Linked DNA regions of Homo sapiens: region 2 is linked to region 1. The links are chromatin loops, found by intact Hi-C in ENCODE. Cell type or tissue: MCF 10A. All regions are shown on one strand. Each heading gives the region's core, and the rest is flanking DNA. Links, peaks and the distances in the headings are about the cores only.

Region 1 (5,382 bases), core at 286-5,285:
TCTTCTTTTGAGAAGTGTCTGTTCATATCCTCTGCCCACTTTTTGATGGGATTGTTTGTTTTTTTTCTTGTAAATTTGTTTGAGTTCTTTGTAGATTCTGGATATTAGCCCTTTGTTGGATGAGTAGATTGCAAAAATTTTCTCCCATTCTATAGGTTGCCTGTTCACTCTGATGATAGTTTCTTTTGCCGTGCAGAAGCTCTTTAGTTTAATTAGATCCCATTTGACTATTTTGGCTTTTGTTGCCATTGCTTTTGGTGTTTTAGTCATGAAGCCCTTGCCCATGCCTATGTCCTGAATGGTATTGCCTAGGTTTTCTTCTAGGGTTTTTATGGTTTTAGGTCTAACATTTCAGTCTTTAATCCATCTTGAATTAATTTTTGTATAAGATGTAAGGAAGGGATCCAGTTTCAGCTTTCTTCATATGGCTAGCCAGTTTTCCCAGCACCACTTATTAAACAGGGAATCCTTTCCCCATTTCTTGTTTTTGTCAGGTTTGTCAAAGATCAGATGGTTGTAGATGTGTGGTGTTGTTTCTGAGGCCTCTGTTCTGTTCCATTGGTCTATATCTCTGTTTTGGTACCAGTACCATGCTGTTTTGGTTACTGTAGCCTTGTAGTATAGTTTGAAGTCAGGTAGGTTGATGCCTCTGGCTTTGTTCTTTTTGCTTAGGATTGTCTTGGCTATGCGGGCTCTTTTTTGTTTCCATATGAACTTTAAAGTAGTTTTTTCCAATTCTGTGAAGAAAGTCATTGGTAGCTTGATGGGGATGGCATTGAATCTATAAATTACCTTGGGCAGTATGGCCATTTTCACAATATTGATTCTTTATATCCATGAGCATGGAATGTTCTTCCATTTGTTTGTGTCTTCTTTTATTTTGTTGAGCAGTGGTTTGTAGTTCTCCTTGAAGAGGTCCTTCACATCCCTTGTAAGTTGGATTCCTAGGTATTTTATTCTCTTTGAAGCAATTGTGAATGGGAGTTCACTCCTGATTTGGCTCTCTGTCTGTTATTGGTGTATAGGAATGCTTGTGATTTTTGCACATTCATTTTGTATCCTGAGACTTTGCTGAAGTTGCTTATCAGCTTAAGGAGATTTTGGCCTGAGACGACGGGGTTTTCTAAACGTACAATCATGTCATCTGCAAACAGCGACAATTTGACTTCCTCTTTTCCTAATTGAATACCCTTTATTTCTTTCTCCTGCCTGATTGCCCTGGCCAGAACTTCCAGCACTATGTCGAACAGGAGTGGTGAGAGAGGGCATCCCTGTCTTGTGCCAGTTTTCAAAGGGAATGCTTCCAGTTTTTACCCATTCAGTATGATATTGGCTGTGGGTTTGTCATAAATAGCTCTTATTATTTTGAGATACGTGCCATCAATACCTAATTTATTGAGAGTTTTTAGCATGAAGTGTTGTTGAATTTTGTCAAAGGCCTTTTCTGCATCTATTGAGATAATCATGTGGTTTTTGTCTTTGCTTCTGTTTATATGCTAGATTACGTTTATTGATTTGCATATGTTCAAGCAGCCTTGCATCCCAGGGATGAAGCCCACTTGGTCATGGTGGATAAGCTTTTTGATGTGCTGCTGGATTCGGTTTGCCAGTATTTTACTGAAGATTTTTGCATCGATGTTCATCAGGGATATTGGTCTAAAATTCTCTTTTTTTGTTGTGTCTCTGCCAGGCTTTGGTATCAGGATGATGCTGGCCTCATAAAATGAGTTAGGGAGGATTCCCTCTTTTTCTATTGATTGGAATAGTTTCAGAAGGAATGGTACTAGCTCCTCATTGTACCACTGGTAGAATTCGGCTGTGAATCCGTCTGGTCCTGGACTTTTTTTGGTTGGTAAGCTATTAATTATTGCCTCAATTTCAGAGCCTGTTATTGGTCTATTCAGAGATTCAACTTCTTCCTGGTTTTGTCTTGGGAGGGTGTATGTGTCCAGGAATTTATCCATTTCTTCTAGATTTTCTAGTTTATTTGCATAGAGGTGTTTATAGTATTCTCTGATTGTAGTTTGTATTTCTGTGGGATCGGTGGTGATATCCCCTTTATCATTTCTTATTGCATCTATTTGATTCTTCTCTCTTTTCTTCATTAGTCTTACTAGCGGTCTATCAATTTTGTTGATCTTTTAAAAAAAGGCGCCATCCTGGCCAACATGGTAAAACCCTGCCTCTACTAAAAATACAATAATTTGCCGGGTGTGGTGGCTTATGCCTGTAGTACCAGCTACTCAGGAGGCTAAGGCAGGAGAATTGCTTGAACCCAGGAGGCAGAGGTTGCAATGAGCCAAGATCGCACCGCTGCACTCCAGCCTGGGCAACAGAGTGAGACTCCATCTCAAAAAAAAAAAATATATATATATATACATTTTTATATATATATATATTTATGTGTGTGTATATATATACATATATACATATGTGTATACATATATATACACACACATACATACATACATATATATTTGGGTAAGTAGTAGTAGAATTTAGTAGGTAGGTTGTAAATTGGCAGCCTTTGGGCAAGGATATGGGAAGGAGTATGAGCAGAGAACTTAACATTTCTATGTGCCACTCCCTAAGAAAGTGGTGAAAAACAACAATCTTTGCAAATTCCAGCCCCTTCCAAAGGCAGAAAAGGCTCAAACTCATTTCCACTGTTTGCAGGCACCATTTACACCACCTACACCACTGCCCTTGGGCTGAATTTTGAATTTTGTTTTAGTTTGGATTTGTCTACAAGTATGTTAAAAGGCAGATGTTTTAAAACAGGTGTTCAGCTTGATTGCAACATAGGTTGCTTCTTGCCAGTTGTCTTACACTAGCTTGATGTATTTACTGAACGTGTCTGGCCCCTGTAGACATTTTGAGTAATCTACCTCTGACTTAGTGTTAAGAGTTTTTGAACAGCAGCCAGGCCTAGGTTTGAATCTTGATTCTACCACTAATTTCTTTCAGCCTCAACTTGCTCATCTATGTCAAACCAGGGTAGTTTTGCCTTCCTACTACAATGTATCCTAAAGTAGGACACTTAAGCCCCTGGATTTGCAAGATTCCTAGTCTAGTCCCTCTCCTGATTTTCCAAGGAGCTCCCCTAGCCTGCAGATATGTGGATGAAATGAAAAGCCAATTATGTTTGCTCTCAAGGCTGTTATCTTGCCGACAGCAGAAACCTTGGCATTCCAAAGAGATACCTGCAATTCTTGCTCCTGCCACCACTTGTGCTAAAATAACCACCCCTGGAGCTAACAGTAGTTATTCCCCAAAGATGGCCTCCCAGTAATCCATGGCTCTGGATATTCACTCTCTTCCCTTAAATCTGGGCAGGCCTAGAACTAAATTTGATGAATAGATGTGCCTGGAGTGATACTGAACGTCTTCTAAGGCCGGGTTATAAGAAATGATGCACCTTCACCTGGCTCCCTTGGAAAATGCATTTTTGGGGAAGCCAGCTTTCATGTTAGAATTCTAACTACTCTGAGACCACCATGCTATGAGGAAGCCCAAGCTACCCATGTAAATATGCCCTGTGGAGGAAAATCAAATGCCTGGTTGATAGTTCCAGCTTTGATCCTATTCAATAGCCAGCACCAGTTTACAAGATGTGAGAATGAAGATGCCATTTGGATATTCAACTCAGTCAAGCCTTCAGGTGACTCCAGCTCCAGCCACCATCTAACTGCAACTGCATGATAAACCACAGGCAAGAACCTTCCTGTTGAGCCCACAACAATCCCATGGAACAATAAGGAGTAATAAAATGGCTGTTTTAAGCTATTCTCTTTTGGGAAGGTTTGACATGCAGCAATAGATAATTGGTACAGGATCATACATACCCATGCCACTATTGCCTGGCATTTCTGAAGCCACATGGCTGGGGCTGAGCTTTTGCTTCCAATTGCTGCCAACATGGTAGTGAAAATTCTTGCCCAGAAGACGCTATTTCTCAAAAGCAAGGGCAGGTGACACTTCTCTCTGCATCATATTTGGAGATGGTTGCTCCATGGCAAAATTGACTTAGGCTTCCAGTGTTACAAGTCCTTCAAACCAGTCGTCTAGCCATTTCCCCAGGACATTAGCCTGCCATTAAGATAGCTGTGTTGGGACAGGTTCTGGAGTCTGCTGCCAAACTGACTATATCTCAGGATCACAGCAGAAGGTTGATGGTGCTTTCAAATTAGAATTGTTTGAGTTCTTAGTAAAGGACTATTTATAAAAAGTAGGTGTAAAGGACTCACAAGGGACAATGGAGTAACCCCAGACTAGTAACAGTGGGATGTTACCACCTTCATGCCCATAAAGATGAGAGGAAGGAGCAGCTACTGGAACCTTAATAGAGAGACTCATGCAGAGAAGTCCACTTTGAGAGGAACTGTGCGCTTCAGTCTAGAGATATAGCCTGCTTTGGGTAACACTGCAGAGAGTGAGCCCGAGAAATAAATATCCAGATTTCCCTCCCACACCCTCCTCTGATTTCCTGCTGGAGATTTTCATTTGCGAAGAAATCAAGCAAAGGCCAAAAGACAAGGAAGCCTGATGAAGTGTTATAGTAGTCTGTACAAGTCAGCCTCCTGAGGGTTGGAGTGGGGCTGAGATCAGGCTGGAAAAAGGGCAAAGGGAAGCTATCTGGCACATAGACCCAGAACCATCATTAGCTAACACTTTCAGCCCAACGCCCATCTCTTTCTCTTTTGATGAAGATTTTATCCTAAAAGTCTTAATGGCTTCTCTGCCAATCAGGTGCAACCCAATCGCTTTCAGTAATTTTAACTCTTACATAGGAAGCGTTCTGAATCCTTTGCTCCTGCAAAGGCCCCTGTGTTCCAAATTTGCCCACTTCCTCTCCAGCAATTTTCAAGCTTCAGTCATTTCTCTCTCCTGACATTTTCCCCAAAATACTTTAAGCACAGAACATATCTGGAAGGTTATGCAAAAAACTAATTATTGTGGTCATAATACATTTGGAGTCCTGGCACGGTGGCTCACACGTGTAATCCCAGCACTTTGGGAGGCTGAGGTGGGTGGATCACCCGAGCTAAGGAGTTCGAGAGCAGCCTGGCCAACATGGTGAAACCCTGTCTCTACTAAAAATACAAAAATTAGCAAGCCATGGTGGCAAGCACCTGTAATCCCAGCTACTCAGGAAGCTGAGGCAGGAGAATCACTTGAACCCAGGAGGCAGAGGTTGCAGTGAGCTGAGATCGCACCATTGCACTCCAGCCTGGGTGACGAGAGCAAAACTCTGTCTCAAAAAAAAAAAAAAAAAAAGAAGAGAGGATCAAGAAAAGGCAGACCACTGCTGAAATTTCTGTGGCCCTGAAGAAGGAGATGAGATCATGATGGCCAGAGAGAAATTCCAGGATCAGAAAAATG
Region 2 (5,382 bases), core at 228-5,227, 220 kb before region 1:
AGAGAATAAGCTCAAAAAGTGTCTCTGAAAAATCAATAACCATGCAAGCTGGGTCTGGTGCTACCCACTGCACAAGAGCTGTCTAATAATGATGCCAGAGGAAGTTTTCTATGATTCTAAAGTTAAAATTCAACATAAACACTAATATTATTTCCTGATTTTATAAAATTCTTTTTTTTTTTTTTTTTTTGAGATGGAGTCTCACTCTGTCAGCCAGGCTGGAGTGCAATGGCGTGATATTGGCTCACTGCAACCTCCGCCTCCCAGGTTCAAACGATTCTCCTGTCTCAGCCTCACGAGTAGCTGGGACTACAGGAGCATGCCACCACGCTGAGCTAATTTTCATATTTTTAGTAGAGACAGGCTTTGCCATGTTGGCCAGGATGGTCTCGAACTCCTGACCTCAAGTGATTTTCCCGCCTTGGCCTCCCAAAGTGCTGGGATTATAGACGTGGGATTACAGACCTTTGAAGTGATCTCGTCCATCCCACCTGAGCTTTGTGACACTAGTCCGTTCATTTCTGTTTCCCCAGTGCCATCTCACAGAGCTAAAATTGGAGAGATTTAAAGCCTTATTCCCACAAGCTGCAGGGACTGATCTCCTATTTAATGCAAAGCAAGCAACAGTTCTCAACTCAGTGCCACTGCGTCCAGCCCTTATTTTATAAAATTCTTAAAAGTCTCCAAATACACCCTTGTCTAAAGTCTCCTGTCCTCAATTTTTTAGACAGAGCTCCTCCAGATCAATAACCCTTAACCACGGTTATTGCCTCAGAACTGTGAATATTTTTTAAGTTTAACTCAACTTAAAATGTATCCCTTGTAGGAGGAAATCATCACAAATGCCAAGTGATAAGCCAGAAATCAATTTTATTTTAACCAGCTGGCCCATGACGCCAGGTTGCATATTCCACTCCTGGATGGTTTGGCAATTCCTGCCTGAATAGGGAAGTAAAATTAAGTGAAGTTGTATTCAAACTACCTCCCTCCCCTTCACCACCATTACAAGGACAAGGGTTTATTCATTTCTTTCCAGTAGCTGCACAACGTAATTGCCATCAGCCCTACTGAGGAAGCTGGAGGCATCAGCTTACCTTGTGGAGAATGACATCAGCCCTCAGCATCTTGTCCACAGTAGACTTTGGGAGAGAGAGGTTGTGATACAGGAACCCAGAGAAGGTTTCATTGTCCACCAGGAAATCTTGAAGCTTCAAGTCTATTGAGAAATAGTGTTTTATTTTTATTTAGTAAGTAACTCAAAAAAAAAAAAAAAGTGGGCACAATGGGACAGTGGAGAAACGTTATCATAATATTGATGATCAACAGTTGCCTGGCTAAACACACACAGGAATGAGATAGGGGAGCATCGCCATATCAGGAGAGGCATGAAAATATTGCTTTCTGGTAACATGTTGAGCCACACTCAGCATGTGCTCCTCAACTCAAACAGTGTGATGGTGCTGTTACACACACACACACACACACACACACATACACACACACACAGCCTTTCCTTTTCTTTTTTTTTTTTTATTTTGAGACGGAGTCTCACCCTGTCACCTAGGTTGGAGTGCAATGGTGGAATCTCAGCTCACTGCAACCCCCGCCTCCCGGGTTCAAGAGATTCTCCTGCCTCAGCCTCCCGAGTAGCTGGGATTACAGGTATGCATCACCATGACTGGCAAATTTTTTTTTTTTTATCTTTAGTACAGACAGGGTTTCACCATGATAGGCAGGCTGGTCTCAAACTCCTGACCTTGTGATCCAACCTGCCTTGGCCTCCCAAAGTGCTGACAGTACAGGCGTGAGCCACCATGCCCGGTCTTTCTCTTCTAAATGATCTCACCCACCCCACCTGAGCTTTGTGGCACTAGTCCGTTCATTCCTGTCTCCCCACTGCCTTTTCACAGAGCTAAAATTGGAGAGATTTAAAGCTTTATTCCCACAAGCTGCAGAGACTAATCTCCTGTTTAATGCAAAACAAGCAATGGTTCTCAAACTTAAGTATGCATCAGAATCACCTGGAGAGCTTGTTAAAATGCAGACTGCCGGGCCGGGCCGGGCCGGGCCGGGCCGGGCCGGGCCGGGCCGGGCCGGGCCGGGCCGGGCCGGGCCGGCCCCCACCCCCACCCCCACCCCCACCCCCACCCCCACCCCCACCCCCACCCCCAGAGTTTCTGATACAGCGGCCCTGGGATGCGACTGGAGAATCACTTACAGGTGATGCTGATGCTGCTGACCTGGGGACCATGTTTTGACAAACACTGGCAGAGTGCATTACGCATATCAAAGTGCCTTCACAGACATGGTCTCATTTTCATTCCAAACATAAAACATGTGATACAAAGCTCCAAAACCCAGGTCTGCCAGGCTTTAGGAAAACACATTAACATATATTTAAACCATCAGCCCTATTAAATGATTTGATTGCTAAAGGATTTCATACGGAATCTCCCTAAATAATAGGCCCTCTGAGTACAGTTAGAAAAGGCTTCAATCCAGTGCAACAAAACAGAAAAAGCAGCACTAAGAATCCAGAATTTTAGTTTCTAGAGTTGGAGGCTGTGTCTGGTGGCGTCCCTGCGTACCTCATGTCATCTTTCTGAACCTCAATTTCTTGATCTCCAAAATGAGAGGTTTCTGACCAGATGCTTGGTAGGAGCCCTATGACTCCGAAACAGTATAGTTTTCCCTGACTCATCTCATTTGGCTGTCTACCTCTTCTCCTTCCAACCCACTCTCCTAACAGCCTAACTTCTTTGTAATAAAGATAAAACCAGCTCATCAGGACCACATGAACTGAGCCCACATGGCCAGGCACTAAGCAACCTCTAGAGGGCAAACTTTGCAAACTGAAATCATTTACCAGAAGAGAAACAGGTTTGATCTGAAAATGGGGCTACAGTGTGAGGCTTAATGAGGACAGGAGTTAATCCGCGGAGCTAAGAGGGTCACATGCAGAGATAAAGTAACAGGAGGGCCTGACAGCCCAGCCAGTCTCTCATAAATGCTGTATGATCCAGGTGTATTCTGCTTTAGGCAAACTTCAGTAATATTGAGTTATATAGACAGAATAAATTGAGCAAGATTTACATCGCTAGAGAAATGATTCACTGCTACCCCTCTATGGCTAGCTCCTAGTTATTCCTCATGACAGCCAGTAGCTGTTCTTAGGCCCAGTTAGTGTCCCTCAGAATCAGTGCTCCTGCAAACTGCTACCTACCTGATGCTTCCCATCACATGTGACTCTACACTGTTAGCATTAGGCTCTCTACTGCAGTTGTCAAACCTCAGAGCACCTAAGCTTCATTTAGGGAGCATGCGAAAATGCAGTTTCTTGGGCCCAGTCCCCAGAGATTCTGAAATAGTGGGTCTAGAGTGCAGAGCCTACAAATCTACATTTGAATAAGCATCCCTTACACTTTTAATGTTGGGGGAGGGAGGTGTGGAACCACAGTTTAAGGAACATTGTTTTACTTGCATGTTGTCTCTACCAGACTATGCCTATAGGATAGGGAATATGCGTTCTTAGTACCACCAATGCCCAGATCAGGCCTGGCACAGAATTACTGCCCAGTGAAGGGTAGCTGAATACTAAACACTAGGAGATGGGATTAGGGCTGACAAGGTTCCAAAAGTATCTGAGTACCATCATAGGAGATTTCCTTTTAGCTGGCCAGGTCCAGGAAGAGCCCAGGGATGTCAGGACCATCCCCAGGCCACACCCCAGGAGTGAACAGGACTTCTAACCACTGGAACTGCCTTCCCAGGAACAGAAAGCGACATCCGGGGTCACTTTCTGTTCTTGGGAGAAACAGGAAGGAAGGTGTAAGCTGGTGTCTTCAGTTGAGGACTGGTGTGAAAAGGTAGACATTAATCACTGTACAACCATGGAAAAAGCACCACCCTGGGAGTCAGAAACCTGGGTTCTAAATCCATTTATTTGTCGAGTCATTTCATGTAGTTGTGCCTCCACTGCCTTATCTATAAAATGAAGGGTCAAAAAAGGCCTCTGTGAAACCTCAACAGAAACAGAATACACGTATTAGCTAACCCTCACTGACTAGGTGGGCCATAGCTTCCTCCTGAGCAGAGCCAGAGCAATACATCATATTGCACCAGGGAACTTCAAAACAGCTCCCTCCTTCCCAAGCAGGGTGGCAGAAGTGTGGGAGGGCGACCCAGGCCACCCCTGCAATGGGCCTAGGTCATCCTGCAACACTCTCCAGACCAGTGAGTGTGCTCAGCATGTTTATAAGACTTCTGTTATGTTAACAGGCTCTGAAGATGAGAACATCTGGATGTGATCAAGCTCCAGCCTCCTATCAGTGAATCCCCCGGATGAGACATAAGAACCCAGAGACTGATTAAACAGTCAACAACCCTTGGCTGTGCACGTGCATGGTGTGGTAGGTTCGCTGGGTTGGGAAGCAGCAGGGAGGGCCAAAGATCCTCCACTACAAAGAACTTGCAGCCTGATCACGTGGATATCCACCCATGTAGGCTTAGACTCACACACTAGCACCAACCTGTGTGAAAACAGGAAGGCAACATGGTGTAGTATACTGGTTCTCAAACATGACTGCCCGTTAGACTCAGCTGGGGGCTTCACAAAAATCCCAAAGCCCAGGCCACACCATGGAGCAACTAATGAGAACTGCTAGGGTAAGACCCAGGCATCAGAATTTAATAAAACCTGGCTGGGTGAGGTGGGCAGATCACTTGAGGTCAGGAGTTTGAGATCAGCCTGGTGAAACCCAGTCTCTACTAAACATATCAAAATTAGCTGAGTGTGGTGGTGGGTGCCTGTAATCCCAGCTACTTGGGAGGCTGAAGCAGGAGGATCACTTGAACGTGGGAGGCAGTGGTTGCACTGAGCAGAGATGGCACCATTGCACTCCAGCCTGGGTGACAGAGCGAGACTCTGTCTCAAAAAAAAAAAAAAAAAGAATTTAATAAAATTTTTCAGGTGATTGCAGCCAAGTCTGAGAAACAATGATGTGGGGGAAACATCAGGGTTTGGGACCAGAAAAACCTAAATTTGATACTGCACTCTCCTGTGAAATAGCTGTGTGACTGTGAGAAAGTGACTTTACCTCCCTGAGCACAAATTTTCTTACCAATTAAGTGAAGGTAATAGTATCCACATTTCAAAGATATGAAGATCAGAGATACTCATCATGGTAGGTGCTCAATATATGGTAATAATTTGTGATTATCAAAAAGATTTTTTCACTCAACTTTACCAATGTACAACAATGCCATTTATAGAAAAGATGGGGACACAGTCCCTGCCTTCGAGGAACTTTCAAGGCTGAAAGGGGAGATAAAGAGGCAAATCAATTCAAGAAGGCAGAAGGAAGGATAAGCAAGCCAAAAGGA

The links. Peaks named below come from ENCODE experiments on the same cell type or tissue, not always from the same donor. Only the 100,000 strongest peaks of a DNase experiment are listed, where the experiment ranks them.
Region 2: a loop joins it to region 1, with 13 times the contacts of the local background. A loop is called at or near these places in 3 of 110 quality-filtered maps.

Annotation. Positions count from the first base shown.
Region 1 is chr9:105,085,493-105,090,874 of GRCh38, forward strand. No RefSeq gene overlaps it. Among named protein-coding and RNA genes, the nearest start is that of CT70, 96 kb to the left of the region's middle. In MCF 10A, for the core only: no CTCF peak of the experiment used is centred there; a DNase peak (open chromatin) is centred at 2,849.
Region 2 is chr9:104,860,585-104,865,966 of GRCh38, forward strand. ABCA1 (ATP binding cassette subfamily A member 1) reads right to left here. Exons shown (of 50, transcript NM_005502.4): 6 at 1,095-1,216. Among named protein-coding and RNA genes, the nearest start is that of ABCA1, 65 kb to the right of the region's middle. In MCF 10A, for the core only: a CTCF peak has its summit at 2,835 (motif pointing right); a DNase peak (open chromatin) is centred at 2,827.